2 separate regions of the Homo sapiens genome follow, and region 2 is linked to region 1. A link is a loop called in an ENCODE intact Hi-C map of the cell type or tissue named here. Cell type or tissue: PC-3. All regions are shown on one strand.

Evidence for each region. A loop is a pair of places that touch in the nucleus more often than their neighbours do. Peaks named below come from ENCODE experiments on the same cell type or tissue, not always from the same donor. Only the 100,000 strongest peaks of a DNase experiment are listed, where the experiment ranks them.
Region 2: a loop joins it to region 1, with 4 times the contacts of the local background. A loop is called at or near these places in 1 of 110 quality-filtered maps.

The regions. Positions count from the first base shown.
Region 1 is chr18:6,051,909-6,059,908 of GRCh38, reverse strand. All of the region lies in intron 16 of L3MBTL4 (L3MBTL histone methyl-lysine binding protein 4), which reads left to right. Among named protein-coding and RNA genes, the nearest start is that of TMEM200C, 160 kb to the right of the region's middle. RefSeq lists an enhancer at 3,805-4,099. In PC-3, no CTCF peak of the experiment used is centred here; DNase peaks (open chromatin) are centred at 3,608 and 4,038; H3K4me3 peaks cover 1,077 bases; H3K27ac peaks cover 3,129 bases.
Region 2 is chr18:6,348,078-6,356,077 of GRCh38, reverse strand. All of the region lies in intron 1 of L3MBTL4 (L3MBTL histone methyl-lysine binding protein 4), which reads left to right. Among named protein-coding and RNA genes, the nearest start is that of MIR4317, 22 kb to the left of the region's middle. RefSeq lists an enhancer at 32-231. In PC-3, no CTCF peak of the experiment used is centred here; a DNase peak (open chromatin) is centred at 37; H3K27ac peaks cover 1,748 bases.

The DNA.
Region 1 (8,000 bases):
TACTTCACTTAGAAAAAATAAATACTAGAGAACTTTATCCCAGGTTAGACACCAGCTGCCATTCTAATGGCCTCTAGGCATTCTAATGGCCTCTAGGCTTGGAGGTGCTAAGATTGAAATGATTAATTTGTTTCCCTGACAGATCTTCTGAAACACCTCCACTCACAGCTCTGCTAGAAGCGTCATCACAGCAGCCAATGAGGCTTTAAGTGAGAAGAAGATTCTTGGAACTGAGTGGAGGGGTCTGGGTGCCCTCTTAGTCTCCTTTCTAGGATATCAGGCTTTTTTTTTAGCTTGGTTTTTAATATATTCTGTATTATCCTTCAAAAAAATCCATTTGCCCTTCTTTTCATACAAAATTTTTTCTTATCAAATTCCAGAAATACATGAAAATGAGAAAGCCAGTTTTCTTGCTGGAATACAAGACTTTGGTTTAAGGTTTATGGATTATGATTTATGGATTTTTAAGAATTATAAACATTATTGACAAAATATTTTGAAATTGTAAATGTGAAGAAAAGTTATACTGCAAGAATAAGAAAGTCTGAGTAAAAATAAACCTGCTTTAATACGTAGATACTTATTTTTAGGTACAAGGCTTGAGGGAGTGACAACTCTGAACACCACATTCCACAGCAACAAGTCTGGTGCATGTGGGCAGCCACGCCAGAGGCTTCCTTGGAGTATTCCAGAAATAACCCTCTCGAACTGGAGTCTGTCTCTGACACATCCTCTTCTCCATACTGACACTGTCTCTGGTTATAATAGAATGCAGCTTCACCTTTCCACATCACTCCAGACTAGATGCGTAATCAGTCCCTCTGACACTGCTGCTGGAATAGTAATCTGACACCTGCCGTCAGCTGAGGGTCCTTGGCTATTGACTGTGCAGAGCTGTGGGAGAGTGGACAGCCCAGAGACAACCGGAGAAGCAGATCTTATTACTGGAATAATTGCACCTTTGTGTTCCAACACTGCACAGTATTTTTCTCAGGAGCCAAAACTGGCTTCTAAGATTCTTGGATTCCAGGCTCACCATTCCAGGCAAGGTGATAGGGAATTGTAATAACTTCACCTTATTCCCGGTATCAGATTAACATGCATGTTGGCTTTGAAAGATGTGGCATTTCCATCCTTAGAGTCTATGAACATGTACGGATTATTTATGGGTGTAGAGGATGCCCCCCAAAGTAAAGCAGTTCTCTCCTTTATTCATCATTCCTCCCACAGCACTGCCAGGCTTTGTCTTCTTTGTCTCTAATTGCAGTGCTAAAGGGAAATGTCCCCAGGCCAGAGCAAAGAACCTTTACCTTCAAATATACCTTGGATCAAAGAGAGAAAGCCCCTGCATCCCTCCATCAGATTGATAGTGTGAGACACTTTTTCTCTTGATTATGGGTACCGTGGACTTGAAAAAAAACAACAAAAACAAACAAAAACTTCCCTGATTCATAGTCTCCTTGGGGAGACAGGCCTGTTTTGTACGAAAAAGTTTTCTAAACCTGAGATTTATACTCCATAAAGACACAGACAATGAGGAACAATTCAAGGCTTGTTCTAAAGGATGCAGCAAAAGTGTTAGGTAGAAGGTTCAGGGTACTGGAGCAATGTAGAGAATGAGGCCGTGGAATTCCTTTTCTTAAAAACCTTCAGACAAAGATTGCCCTGGGATTCTCTACCCAGACAGCACTGCTATTTTGACATTTCATTAAATTTCTAAGAGATAAAACTTATAAATAGTAATGCCAAGCACCTTATGTCTAAGGAGAAGAATCAGGATTTGATGTCTTGATTCCCACACGTATCATTGGACAATCTGTTTCAGTTCAACTGAAATTCATTACTGAGAACTAGAAAATGAGAGTTGTTGCTGGTTCCAGCATACTTGAGTTAAGTCATGTTGATTATTACAAAAGTTAAGACACAAGAAATTTTTATCTCTTTATAAATTAAAGGAATAGCTATTATGAGCAATTTTAGATAAGGAAGGGGCATAAAATATTTCAATACCATATGAAAATAGGCTTAGGAACTATACCTGATATATGTTAAGTATTTGGTTGAGTCACTCTGAGTACACTGCTTGTCTTGTTGCTATGGTTACTGCTGCCTTGTGGGGGTACACCGTGTATCATTTTTGTCATGGACTTTATTTATTAGCACAGACAACTCTTTCTTCTATTATTTACGTGGTTCTCCCTCGTTCATTATTTTTTAATGTTTTTCATTGTTGATTTGTTTTCTTTTTTTGAATACTTTTTAGTTGATGCATTTTTTTCTTCACATTTTGACTGCCAAGTTTTCAGTGATTTTGAGGTTCAGAAAAAGTCAGATTATAAAATAATCACAAAAAAATTAATAAAGTAAACAAGAAGTATTTAAAGAAAGTAGAAACTAAACAGAGAGAGAAGTTTCCTGAGTTTTTTAGATATAGGTATTTTGATGACATTTTTCTCTTTTATTTGCCTTTAGAAAGAGATAATTAAAAAATAAAAACCAATTTTCCCCAGTGGTGATAGATTGTTATACACTCTTGCCTAGTTTTTATTCTGTTATTATGAAAAACATACTTTTGGCCAGGCGCAATGGCCCATGCCTGTAATCCTAGCACTTTGGGAGCCCAAGGCAGGCAGATCACGATCACCTTAGGTCAGGAGTTTGAGACCAGCCTGGCCAACGTGGCAAAAACCCATCTCTACTAAAAATACAAAAATTAGCTGGGCGTGGTGGCATGCCTGTAATCCCAGATACTCGAGAGGCTGAGGCAGGAGAATCGCTTGAGCCTGGGAGGCAGAGGTTGCAGTGAACCAATATTGTGCCACTGCACTCCAGCCTGGATGAGAGAGCGAGATTCCATCTTAAAAAAAAAAAGAAAAAGAAAGAAAGAAAGAAAAGAAAAATTAGCAGTGGCATCAAATAACTGTTTTCTTAATATGTTCACTATGATAGTAATACTGATAATAACAATATGTTCATCTAGCAGTTTTCATTTATAAATTACTTTCATGTCTGTCCCATTTTTCCTCTGAAAGATTGTGGTTTCTGTTTTACTGTTGAGGCACTTGATCTGCAGAGCAGGTGATTTACCCAACGTCACACAGCTCAATAATGACAGAGTTGCAGCTTAGAGTGACCTCTGCAAATCCAGAGCTTTTCCCCCATGGCCTACCATTTCATCAGGACACCCACGGAGTTAACTGACTGTGTGGTTTCACGGAAAGTGCCATTAGAAGTGGGGTTGGAGACCTGACTTTAAGCCCAGCCACAAACTCGCTTTGTGGCTGAGCCCTGGGGGTGGGCCTGAGTCTCCTTGCCTGTCGCATAGAGAGCCTTTCTCTACCTCTCAAAGCAGCTGAGTGCATAAGAAAGGGCATTAAAAATAAGGCACACTATATATAAAGGTCTGACCAGCACTCAGACATTTCTCCATAAATTCATTGGAAGTAGGCTAATAACACTTCAGAGGGAGCCTCCTGCCCAGTGCCTCCTGCCTAGCAGGGGCCCATGTGGTGTGTGTGCTCAGGATGCAGTGACTTTTGCTTCCTGTCTGACTACTGCTGAGTTCTTGCTCAAACACAAAAGCAAACTTCTGCTGAAACTTTGAGAATTTTGCTTTGTGCTGAATAGATTGGCGCTGAAGTCCGAAGGCAAAAGCCATTTCAGTGTCTCTGACATGCTTGTTTGTTTAATGACAGTCTCTTTTTTCTTAAGAAGAATGCCTTTCTGCTTGGCCAGAAATTTCTTCTTGGAAATGACAGAATCGCTGTCTCACTGTTAATGAATTTTACAGCCCAGATTCCTTTTAGTTTAATGAAATATGGACATATCAACCCAAATCCATGCTTTAAAACAAAGTAGAGGAAACTACCACTCCCCCCGAAACACTGAGGCGTTTTCCGCCTGGCTGACCAGTGCAACTCTGAGGTCATCGCCTTATAGCCACTTGCATAGTGATTAGATTATGGTTCACAGTTGATATTAGTATGCTTTAAAAATAAACACAAAGTCCCTTATACAGAGAAGAGGCTGAGGACAAAAGCTTAGTCATCTGTGATTCACATACATATCATGAAGTATAATAGTGGAAGGATCCTTCCCTGGGGGTCTGAGAATCTGGGTTCCAACTCAGTCACTGTTTCTCTGGCACTGGGCACCCCTCCCCCGGACCACTGTGAGATGATGCTTTGTGCTTGGCTAAATTGCAGAGGTTTTTAATTGTTTCCTTATTATATTTTGTATCAAAAGATGGTTTTTAAAATCACTTCTGTTAACATGAGGGTTGGAGAATAACAAGTTTTCAAAGTTGTAACTCTTGTTTGAGCATTGTTTTCTATTTAGCCTTAATATAAAAAACCTTTGCTGACCAAGCTGTCTAGATTGCCCCAGCAAAAAAATCAATCAGTCAATCAATCAATCAATCTGTGCCTTTAACATACTATCGAAGAAAACTTACTTTCAAATATATCTGGTCAGGTGAATGGTTCTTCCTCTTAACGGTTGGGGCATAGAACCCTACACCTCTATCCCAGCCTTGACAACTTTTAAGCCTAGTGATTTGAAAGATAATGAGGTCTGAGCAAAGTGAACATGGTCATAATATCAGATGTCATTAACAATATAAATTAATCAGAGAATGAATGTCCAAAATGTCAGAAATTTTCTTTGGGGGGCTTCATTGTGCCAAAGGTTAAAATATCTTTAAACATCATGAACATCTAGGAAATTCATAAGAGAAGTTGGGATGACTAAAATGGTTTCTCTTTCATATGTAACTCAGGATGATATAACTAGTCACTGAAAATAGGCATGAGATGAAATTTGACTTGCTTCTCCAAATGGACAGCGCTAAGGTATCTAGTCATACTGTCTCACAGATTCCTGAGGTTAAAGGTGCAATTCCTCTGAACGAGGCTTAAAACCAGGTGTTTTCAACTGTATTTTAGTGTCTTCCAGTGGATTCATGTGGAATAACCTGTAAGTGAAGCAGAGGGAAGCTGAGCTTCAGGGAAAGGGAAAAAGAGCCCGAAGCCCAGTTGTGTGGTGCCACCTCCCTGGCCATGCAGGGGCCTTGCGGCATTTCCACAGAACCATGTCTGTGGTCCCAGCATCATTCATGGGTTCATCCAGGACATATTCTTTACATACCCAGCATTATTCTAGGCACAGGCCATACCACAGTAAATAAGAGCAGCGCTGGTCTGAGCTGTTGTGGAGCTCTGTGGCGAAGCGTTAATCTGTTTGAGGTTACAGCTGAGATAAGTGCCAGGCAAGGGCAGCACAGGGCTGGGAGATCAGGGCCTGTCTCTGGGAAAGTGACATGGCCCAGATCCAAAGGATGAGGGGAATGAAGTGTCAGGGAAGGGGCGGGGGCGAGGGCAGAGGGCCTCGGAGGAAAAGAAGGATGTTTGCTAAGTGGTTCCATTCACTGGCAGTAAGAGTACTGAGTGTGGTAAACCCCTGGAGGGAGTATCTGATTTGATATTCTCACAGAGAGAGGAAACTAAGGTACAGGAATTGACTTTCATACCCCTGACTCCACACCTCAGGGATGGAGCCAGGGACTGAATCCAGGTCTTACTACAGAGCCTGTACTGGACTGCCATCCTGCACTGCCTCCTAATGCGAGCCGGTGGGCACTCTGGGGGACTTAAGTGACAGCAATGTATGAGACAATCTGTTTGCCAAGAAAAAAAAATTGTGACGATGCAGGCTGAGTCAGGTGTCTCAGTCCATCAGTTTCGCATACTAAGATCTACAGTGCTGTAAAGATGGAGTTTAGAGAGTCTTTAGTGGGGAAGATGTTATCACTAAGAATGGACAAACACACAAAAGCATTGAGAGCCTCTATCTCCCAGGTAGGAAAGAAGCAGAGGGACTTGAAGAGCAACATCAGAAGAGAGGTGTTGTGTTTGCTAGCACCTGGCAAAAACAGGCAAAAAATGTCTTTTATACATTCTGAAGTATAGAACTTAACCTAAGCATGTCAATTAGACTTTGCAAAAGCATTTGCACGCCATGATTTTTTTCAGTCACTTTTCACATATTTAGGTCATCTGCCTTTATTGAACATATCATTTATGTGCCCACTAGACTGTGAACTTCCCATCAACTTAAAATAACAACAGAGGGAGACAAGCTCTCCAAAGAAAGAGTTTACTGGGGAATAGCAAGAAATTGTCATTAGGATACGCATGCTGCAGTGGACCATAGGCGCAACCAGAGAAGCAAAGGAAGGCAAGGTTTTTAAAGGGGAAAGGAGGGCAGTTGCATTCGTTGTTTTGAAGCAACTATCCTTGGCTACAAGTATTAATAACAAGGGTGAGTCAGTCTATTAGTGAACAGGCCATTAATGAGCAGGCATCCTCACAGAAGTAATCTTTGTGCAAGGTTGCGATGGCCTTTGTGAAGGTTGTGGTGTTGGCAGCCTTTTGTGATAGTACCAGTTATCAGACAAATGTGCATGAGGGCCTTCCCTTCATGGCCTCCTGTATCCATTTCGTTAGGATTGGACATAAGTGACTCCATTTTGGTACCAGCAACTTTCACATTCTTATAAGCAGGAAATCTTCACTTATTTTCGCATCCTCTTAGTCTAACCCAGTTCCAGTCCTGCAGTGGAAACTCAGTACTGAGTGAATTTTGTAGCATTTCTGAAAATAAGTCCCTTGCCTCTTTCTCTATGTTTATTGCCATCACAAATTAGTATTTTAGCTATGCAAGCAGATGCTTTACTAACACACCTAACTAGATTAGAAATTATTTTACTGTCTTAGCATAGTGTATTGTGAAGAGCCAACACTAGCTGGAAATGCATGACACTCCTTCTACCATTTAAAAATAGAAAGACACAATGAACAAGGACTGGTTGATAATCAACGTTTGTTTATTGGACTTGTTCTTCCGAATGATAAATTTGTTCTGGGAAATACAAATTAACGGGACGTCCTGCTGGAATCCTCTGAATTGTGAATGTTTCTGCCTTGCCAACAAGTGTGCACTGTAGTTTAGGGATTTACAGCACTCCATTTGTATAGCACGATTTCGTCCACTGCAGTACATTTTCCATTTTGTTGGCCTGTTCTTTCCCTGAGAACTAGCAGTGTTGGAATTCTTTATGTCCATTAGCCTACTAACGCACTGAGTCTTGAAACAGAAAATTCTCCACTATTGGCAAAGTAAGAAAAAGTGAGCCATTTGCAAAACGTAAATTCAGATTCTCTTTCTTTCCTCAGAAGATTAGATGGAAAAATACATAAGAATTGTGTAACTTGCCCTTTCAGCTGCAAAGGGCAAACAAGGATATTTGACCTTTATTTTCATTTGCTTAAATGTTTGAAGACTGATATTTGTTATTCCACAAGAGGCGTAGAAGTGCAGTAAGCCCCACTGTTCACTGTAGCCAGCAACTGGCAGGGAGTAAGTACTGATTCATAGTTATTACAATCCAATATATTTCTTTATTAAAAGTTAGCTATATATAAACTGCCATATTCTGAAAATGTGTAATTAATTTGATACTGAAAAATGCTGAACATATTTGTATTGCTTTGTGATTCAGAAAGCACTCTGTAGACTTAACTTCAGAGCCATTGTTTTAACATCACTTTAAATTGTATTTATCCATGCGACCATGCCAGTTAATAGGAATTTCCAGTTGGTAGCATGCTATCAGTAGCTATGTATATTCATAATTTAAAAATCAAAACATCAAAGAGAAAATGCTTATGAAGTCGACTTAAAGGAAATTTTTAGTCATTACTAAATATTTCTCTAAGTTCTTACAAAGCCTTTGGAGCTGCCTCCAGTTGCTTTTCAAAAAACCCATTTCTAAAGTAGAAATGTTCTCACTGAACAATTGGTATTAGGGAAACTGCAAGGGAAACACCTCAGAGCTCAATAGCCAAAGACGCACCATCAATGTTGAATGAGACAGAGTCTCTACTGATGGGAAATTCTACAAGACTCCTCTGGTGTTTTCTGTGATATCTGTTCCAGCCCCA
Region 2 (8,000 bases), 300 kb before region 1:
AGCTGACGGCATCATTGCTGTCTGAAGTTCAGGCCTCTTTTTTGAGGGCTGTGATTGAGCTGTGGAGGAGCTCTAGAGGTCTCAAGCCTGCTACTATGGTGGCCGTTGATTGTGGTGTCATAGAAATGGAGGTGACCAACCCTGCTGGGGATGAATCATGCACACGCTGGTGAATCACTTATCGTGCACATGGTACTAGCTTCAGAGGTCACTGCTTTGTTTGTTTTTTTTTTTTATAAATTTGAATGAGAAAAGTAATTCAAATGAGGATAAAATGAGGGTGCTAAAGTTTATCTTTACCTAGCACACTGTTTACTCGTAAATCATGTAAGTTAATGGGTTTTTAATATTGCAGGAGGTTGACTTACATACAGTTGATAGATTTTAAGTCATTGAGATGAACTTATTGAAGCTAGCCATATGTATTTAAATGTAATCAAATGATAATTATTTAGAACAATTCCATTTTCCAGGCCTTTGTATTCAGATAGTTGTTTCTGGCTGGTAGATTGTTCACATTGATAAGCATCTTGACAAGTCATCTATTTTGCTCAAGTTCTGAAGTGCTTTGTAGACAAAATGGATGAAGATTACTACTGTTATCCAGTTCTTTGACTTTCAGGTTTTTCTTTTCCAAAGAAAAAAAAAAATCAACAAATATGCTTGCCTTATCATAGTATTATTGAAAACATTACAGGTGAATAAAGAGTTAATTTATTAGAAATCTTAAAAATTTTTTTATTTTAATTTTTGTGGGTACATAGTCGATGTATATATTTATGGGAGACATGAGATGTTTTGATACAGGCATGCAATGCATAATAATCACATCATGTGGAAAGGAGTATCTGTGCTCTCAAGCATTTATCCTTTGCGTTACACACAATCCATATTGTTATTTAAAAAACATAAAAAAGCATAGTGACTTCCAGTTCTATCCATGTTGTTGGAAATGACAGGATCTCATTTTTATTATGGCTGAATAGTACTCCACTGTGTATAAGTACCACATTTACTTTATCTGTTCATCTCCTGATGGACACTTAGGTTGCTTCCAAATTTTGGCTATTGTGAACAGTGCTACAACAAACATGGGAGTGCAAAAATCTCTTTGATATGCTCATTTCCTTTCTTTTGGGTATATACCCAGCAGAAGGACTGCTGGATTATATGGTAACTCTATTTTTAATTTTTTTTGTGGGACCTCCAAACTGTTCTCCATAGTGGTTGTACTAATTTACATTCCTGCCAACAGTATACGAGGGTTCCCTTTTCTCCACATCCTCACCAGTGTTTGTTATTGCTCATCTTTTGGATAAAAGCCATTTTAACTTAGATGAGATGATATCTCATTCTAGTTTTGATTTACATTTCTCTGATGATCAGTGGTGTTGACTTCCTTTTCATATGCCCATTTGCCATTTGTATGTCTTCTTTTGAGAAATGTCTATTTAAATCTTTTATGCATTTTTAAATTGGATTATTAGATTTTTTCTTATTGAGTTGCTTGAGCTCCTTATTTATTCTGGTTATTAGTTCCTTGTCAGCTGGGAAGTTTGCAAATATTCTCTCCCATTCTGTGGGTTGTCTCTTCACTTTGTTGTTTGTTTCCTTTGCTCTGTAGAAGCTTTTTAACTTGATGTGATCCCATTTGTCCATTTTGCTTTGGTTGCCTGTGCTTGTGGGATATTAGTCAAGACATTTTTGCCCAGACCAATGTAGAGAGTTTCGCTGATGTTTTCTCATAGTAGTTTCATAGTTTTAGGCCTTAGATTTAAATCTTTAATTTGTTTTCATGTGATTTTTGTATGTGGTGACAGATAGGGGTCTAGTTTCATTCTTCTGCATATGGATATCCACTTTTCCCAACACCATTTATTGAAGAGACTGTCTTTTCCCCAGTGTGTGTTCTTGGGACCTTTGTTGAAAACAAGTTCACTGTAGGTATGTGGATTTGTTTCTGGGTTCTGTATTCTACTCCATTGGTCTATGTGTCTTTTTCAGAGCCAGTCCCTTGCTATTTTGGTTACTGTAGCTCTGTAGTATAATTTGCAGTCAGGTAACATGATTCCTTCAGGTTTGTTCTTTTTGTTTAGGTTGTCTTTGTCTATTCTGGGTCTTTTGTGCTTCCATATAAATTTTAGGATTCTTTTTTCTATTTCTGTGAATAATGTCAGTGGTATTTTTGAAAGAGATTGCATTGCATCTGTAGATTGCTTTGGGTAGTATGGACATTTTAACAATATTGATTTTTCCAGTAAAAAAATGGAATATCTTTCCATTTTTTGGTATCCTCTTCAATTTCTTTCATCAGTGTTTTATAATTTTCATTATAGAGATCTTTCACTTCTTTGGTTAATTCCTAGGTATTTAATTTTATTTCTACCTATTGTAAAAGGGATTTTAAAAAAATTCTCTTTCAGATTGTTCACTGTTGGCATATAGAAATGCTACTGATTTTTGTAGGTTGATTTAGTATCCTGCAACTTTACTCAATTTATCATTTCTAATAGATTTTTTTGTGGAGTCTTTAGGTTTTTCCAAATATAAGATCATATCTCCAAACAAAGATAGTAAAAATCTTTTAAGAAACTTGCTGAGTGTGTTCCTGACAGAATTCATTTTAAAAACATATCACTGATATTTTTATTTAATTACATCTGCTTAACCAGTGTCCACAGAATTCTTGCCTTATCATGCATAAATTCAAAATTCTGTAGTAAGGATGCTTATTGAAATTGATGAGTAGAATATTATATAAGTGATGAGCAGCAAATAAGCATTTTTTTTTTTTTTTGCTTTCATCATGGTCTCTTGAAAGTTTTGGTTTTAGAGCTACCTCATGAACTGTATGAACTGTGAGTTGCGTTGATTTGTATCATACTGTGAGTGTGTCAATGGCAGAAAGCCATTATATTTTCCACCATAGTTTTTCAAGTGTGTATTTAATAGAGACAAAATATGTGGAAAGCTTATGAAACAGAATGTGCCTTTTTAAAGAAACACTGCACTAGGTTGCATTTACTTGTGGTAAGTTATAATTTACATATGTTTAGTTTAATTTATTGAAAAACTATAATTTTGTTCATTTAGTTTATTTTAAAAGGTTACGGGAGGTATTTGTCTTTTAAAATAAGAATTTATATAAACTGTATGATATTTATTCTTTCAAATGGTTTGAAGAACAATTTAGGATAAAAATAGAAGGAAAATATTTTTGACCATTTAAAGTTCCTGAAAAATGTCTCTTTTCAGTTTCTTCCACTTTTGAGGCTACCAACTAGATTTCCTTTTTTTTTCTTTAAGGTTCTCAGCACATAGGAAAGACAGCTAAGAAATAGATAAATTGTATGGTCATGATATAGCATCCCTTTGCATTTTCCTGGCAGAAACAAGGTCACTGTCTGTATCCTACCTTCAGGGTAGTGTGGTTGCAAGATTTTCTGGCCTCTGCCTTGGAGAAGGCAGGACTCATAATGTGGGGAATGATCTAGATGTTAAGTACCTGGCAGTGACAAATAGTCACAATAAAGTTCATAGTAATCTCATCAACCACTTTTTATTTTTCCTCTAGATCAGAAGATAGAGCATGTGATATGGAAGTTTTCTTAGCTACCATGAGAATATTTACCATCTCCTTTTATCATAATAGGCTCTCAATAAATTTTGAATGACTAAAGGTAAATATTTATAATTTATTGAGAGCCTTCTGTGGAATGGACTGTTCTAAGTGAATGCATTAATTTATAGATCTAAACTCAGCCAAAAGATTCAGCTCATAAAGATGAGGAGATTGGGTTTGTAGAAGAGGAGGTAATTACTTTGAGGTGAAATGATCATGATGTGTTGGGATCTTTGGTTGTGTCTTTTAAGTGGCTAGGTGCTCCAGATTTTAAAAGATTTGGCAGAGAATGCTGAGAGTGACCACATTTTGAGTAATTACTAGCAGTGAGAAGGGAGAGAAGCAAAAAAATTTAAACCCACCTGTCTTTCCTTCTTGGCAGGGGGAAATTCACTTATAGTAGCAGCTATTAGTATAATACCCAGAAAATAATATAAGCACAATAAACTTTTTATAAAGAAATCAACTTTTGACTTGAGTGGTGGCTCATGCCTGTCATCCCAGCACTTTGTGGGGCTGAGGCAGGAGGATTGCTTGAGGCCAGGAGTTTGAGACCAGCATGGGCAACATATTGAGACCCTGTCTCTTAAAAAAATCAACATTTAGGCTGGGCGCGGTTGCTCACGCCTGTAATCCCAGCACTTTGGGAGGCTGAGGCGGGCGGATCACGAGGTCAGGAGATTGAGACCATCCTGGCTAACATGGTGAAACCCCGTCTCTACTAAAAATACAAAAAATTAGCCGGGGGTGGTGGCAGGCGCCTGTGGTCCCAGCTACTCGGGAGGCTGAGGCAGGAGAATGGCGTGAACCCGGGAGGCGGAGCTTGCAGTGAGCCGAGATCACGCCACTGCACTCCAGCCTGGGCGACAGAGCGAGACTCCATCTCAAAAAAAAAAATAAAAAATCCACATTTAAAAATTGCGGTATAATATACATAATACAAAATTTACTTAACCATTTTCAGTGATCACTCAGTGGCATTAAGCACATTCACATTGTTGTGCAGCCACCACTACCATCCACCTCCAGAACTTTTTTGTCATCCCAAACTGCAATTCTGTATTCAGTAAACAATCAATCCCCATTGCCTTCTCCCCCAGACCCTGGTAGCTACCATTCTACTTTCCGTCTTTATGAATTTGACAATTCTAGGTACCTCATATAAGTGGAATAATACAATATTTGTTCTTTAGTATCTGGCTTATTTTGCTTAGCATAATGTTTTCAAGATTCATTTATGTTGTAGTATGCGCTTTTTTCGAGATGGAGTCTCGCTGCATCTCCCAGGCTGGAGTGCAGTGGCGTGATTTTGGCTCACTGCAACCTCCGCCTCCCTCGTTCAAGTGATTCTTCTGCCTCAGCCTCTTGAGTAGCTGGGATTACAGGTGCGTGCCACCACACTTGGCTAATTTTTAAAAATATTTTTAGGAGAGATGGGGTTTCACCATGTTGGCTAGGCTGGTCTTGAACTCCTGACCTCAGGTGATCTGTCCGCTTTAGCCTCCCAAAGTGCTGGGATTTCAGGCATGAGCCACTGTGCCTGGCCTAGAATTTCATTTTTTAAGGCTGAATAATATTCCATTGTATGTTTATACTACATTTTCTTTATCGATTCATCCATAATGGACATGTAGGTTGTTTCTACTCTTTGGCTATTGTGAATAATGTTGCCATTTACATTGGTGCACTAATTTCTGTTTGGGTCCCTGCTTTCACTTCTTTTCAGTTTATACCTAGAAGTGAAATTGCTATGTCATATGGTAACTCTATGCTTTATTATTTTAGGAACCACCATACCGTTTTCTATAGTGGCTGTACCATTTTACATTCCCACTTGCAATGCACAGGGTATTCACTTCTCCACATCTTTATCAACACTTTTTGTTTTCCGTTTTTTTTTTTCTTTTTTATATTAGCCATCCTATGTGTAAAGTGGTATCTCATTGTGGTTTTGATTTGTATTTTTTCATGATTATTGGCTATTAGAATATCCTCTTTGGAGAAATGTCTGTTCAAGTTCTTTGCCCATTTTTCAACTGAGTCATTTGTATTTTGTTGTTGAGATTATGAGTTCTTTATATATTCTGGATATTAATCCCTTATGAGATACATGATTTGCAAATATTTTCTCCCATTCGGTGGATTGCCTTCCACTCTCTTGGTATTGTTCTCTTATGCACAAACGTTTTCAGCTTTGATGGAGTCAAATTTATTTACTTATTCTTTGGTTGCTTGCGTTTTTGACATCATTGTTGTTGCCAAATCCAATGCCGTGAGGGTTTTCACTTATGTTTTCTTCTAGGAGTTTTATAGTTTCAGCTATTATGTTTAGGTCTTTTGTTCATTTTAAACTAATTTTTGTATATGGTGTAAGGTAAAGGACCAGCTCCATTATTTTGCATGTGAATATCCAGTTTTCTCAATGCCATTTGTGGACTCAAACTTAAGTAAGCTTTTTATTAAACTATGACATACACAAATGTATGTATAATGTAAGAATACAGTGTAGTGGATTTTATTTATTTTTTTTATGAAGTGAACACATCTGGAAAACCAGCATTCAGATCAAGAAACATTACATTAGTAGGACCCTAGAAGCCTTCTCCCTTCTTGCTCCTTCCAGTGACTGCTCCCAAAGCCCCTCCCACCACAGGTGATTACTCTCCCTCAGTTGGATTTGCATATTCTTGAGCTTATATCAGTCAAATCAGTGTGTATTCTTTTTTTTTCTTTTTTGAAACAGGGTCTCATTCTGTCACCCAGGTTGGAGTACAGTGGTGCAATCACAACTCACTGCAGCCTCAATCCCCTGAGCTCAAGTGATTCTCCTGCCTCAGCCTCCCAAGTAGCTAGGTGCATGCCACCACACCTAGCTAATTTATTCACTGTTTTAGGGGAGACAGGTTCTCAATGTGTTGCTCGGGCTGGTCTCGATCTGGCCTCAAGCGATCCTCCCACCTCGGCCTCCCGAAGTGCTTTGATTATAGACATGAGTCACCGCACCAAGCCAGTGTGTATTCTTTCGTGTTTGGCTTCTTTTGTTTAGCATAATGTCTCTAAGATTCAGTGGCACTATTCTATATAGCAGTAGTTTAAAAATTTTTTCTGTAGTATTTTATTGTATGAATACACCACACATTACTTATTCATTCTACTATAAATGGATGTTTTGATTATTTCCAGTTTGGAATATTAAGAATGATGCTGCTGTGGACATTATTATATATGTCTTTTGGTGAATACATTTGTTGAGTTAACAGCTAGGAGTAGAATTGTTAGGTCATAGGATATGTTTATGTTCAGTTGTAATAGTTACTTCCAAATGGTTTTCTGAAGTGGTTGTTCTAATTTACATGACAACTGCACTGTAGTAGTTAACGAGAGTTTTAATTGCTTCTTCTGTCTAGCACTTGGTGTTGTTCATTTTAACCATTTTGGTGGCTGTGTAATGGTGTAACTTTGTAGTTTTAATTAGAATTTTCCTGTTGAAAACTGAAGTTAAGCATCTTTTCAAATGTTTACTGGCCACTTGCATGCTTTCTTTTGTCAAGTTCCCATTCAAAGCTTTTGCCCATTTCTCTACGGGTTATTTGCTATCATCGTCAATTTGTAGGATTTCTTGATATTTTCTGGATGAGTGTCCATGTGACCAATGTGTTGCAGATACATTTTCCTACTTTTTGGATTGCCTTTTCACTTTCTTAATGGAGCCTCTTAATGAACAGATGGTCATAATTTTAATGTACTCTGGTGTATATACTTTTTTATTTTTTGGTTGGTACCTTTTTGTATATTATTCAAGTAATTGTTACCTAAGGCCATGAAGATATTTGCCAGTTTTGTTTTTTTCTCTAAGCTTTGTTGCTGTACTTTTTAACATTTAGATCTACAATGCATCTGGACTTCCTTTTGGTGTATGGGTTATATTGGCCCCAGTACTATTCATTCAAGATCATCTTTTTCAATCACATTCCCTATTGTATTTCCTTATTTAAAATTATGTATCTGTTTCTGAACTTTCTAATCTGTTTCATTGGTGCCTGTTTATCTTTCTGTTGGGGTCATGCTGTTGTAATTATTAGAACTTTGTAATATCATGCTATCTGGTAGTGCAAGCCATCTAGATTTGTTCTTCTTCTTCTCATATTTGTATTTCCATATAACTGTTAGGATCAATCTAACCAATTTCTTTAAAAATCCCTCTATACTTATTAGGATTTTTAGCAGGTCAGTTTGGGCATAATTGTCACCTTTACTGTACTGAATCTTCTAATCCATATATATGGTATTTTTTTCATTTACTTTGGTGTTTAAAATTTTTTCTTAATAATGTTCTATATAGTTTTCAGTTTAAAGTTCTCATTCATCTTTTGTTAGA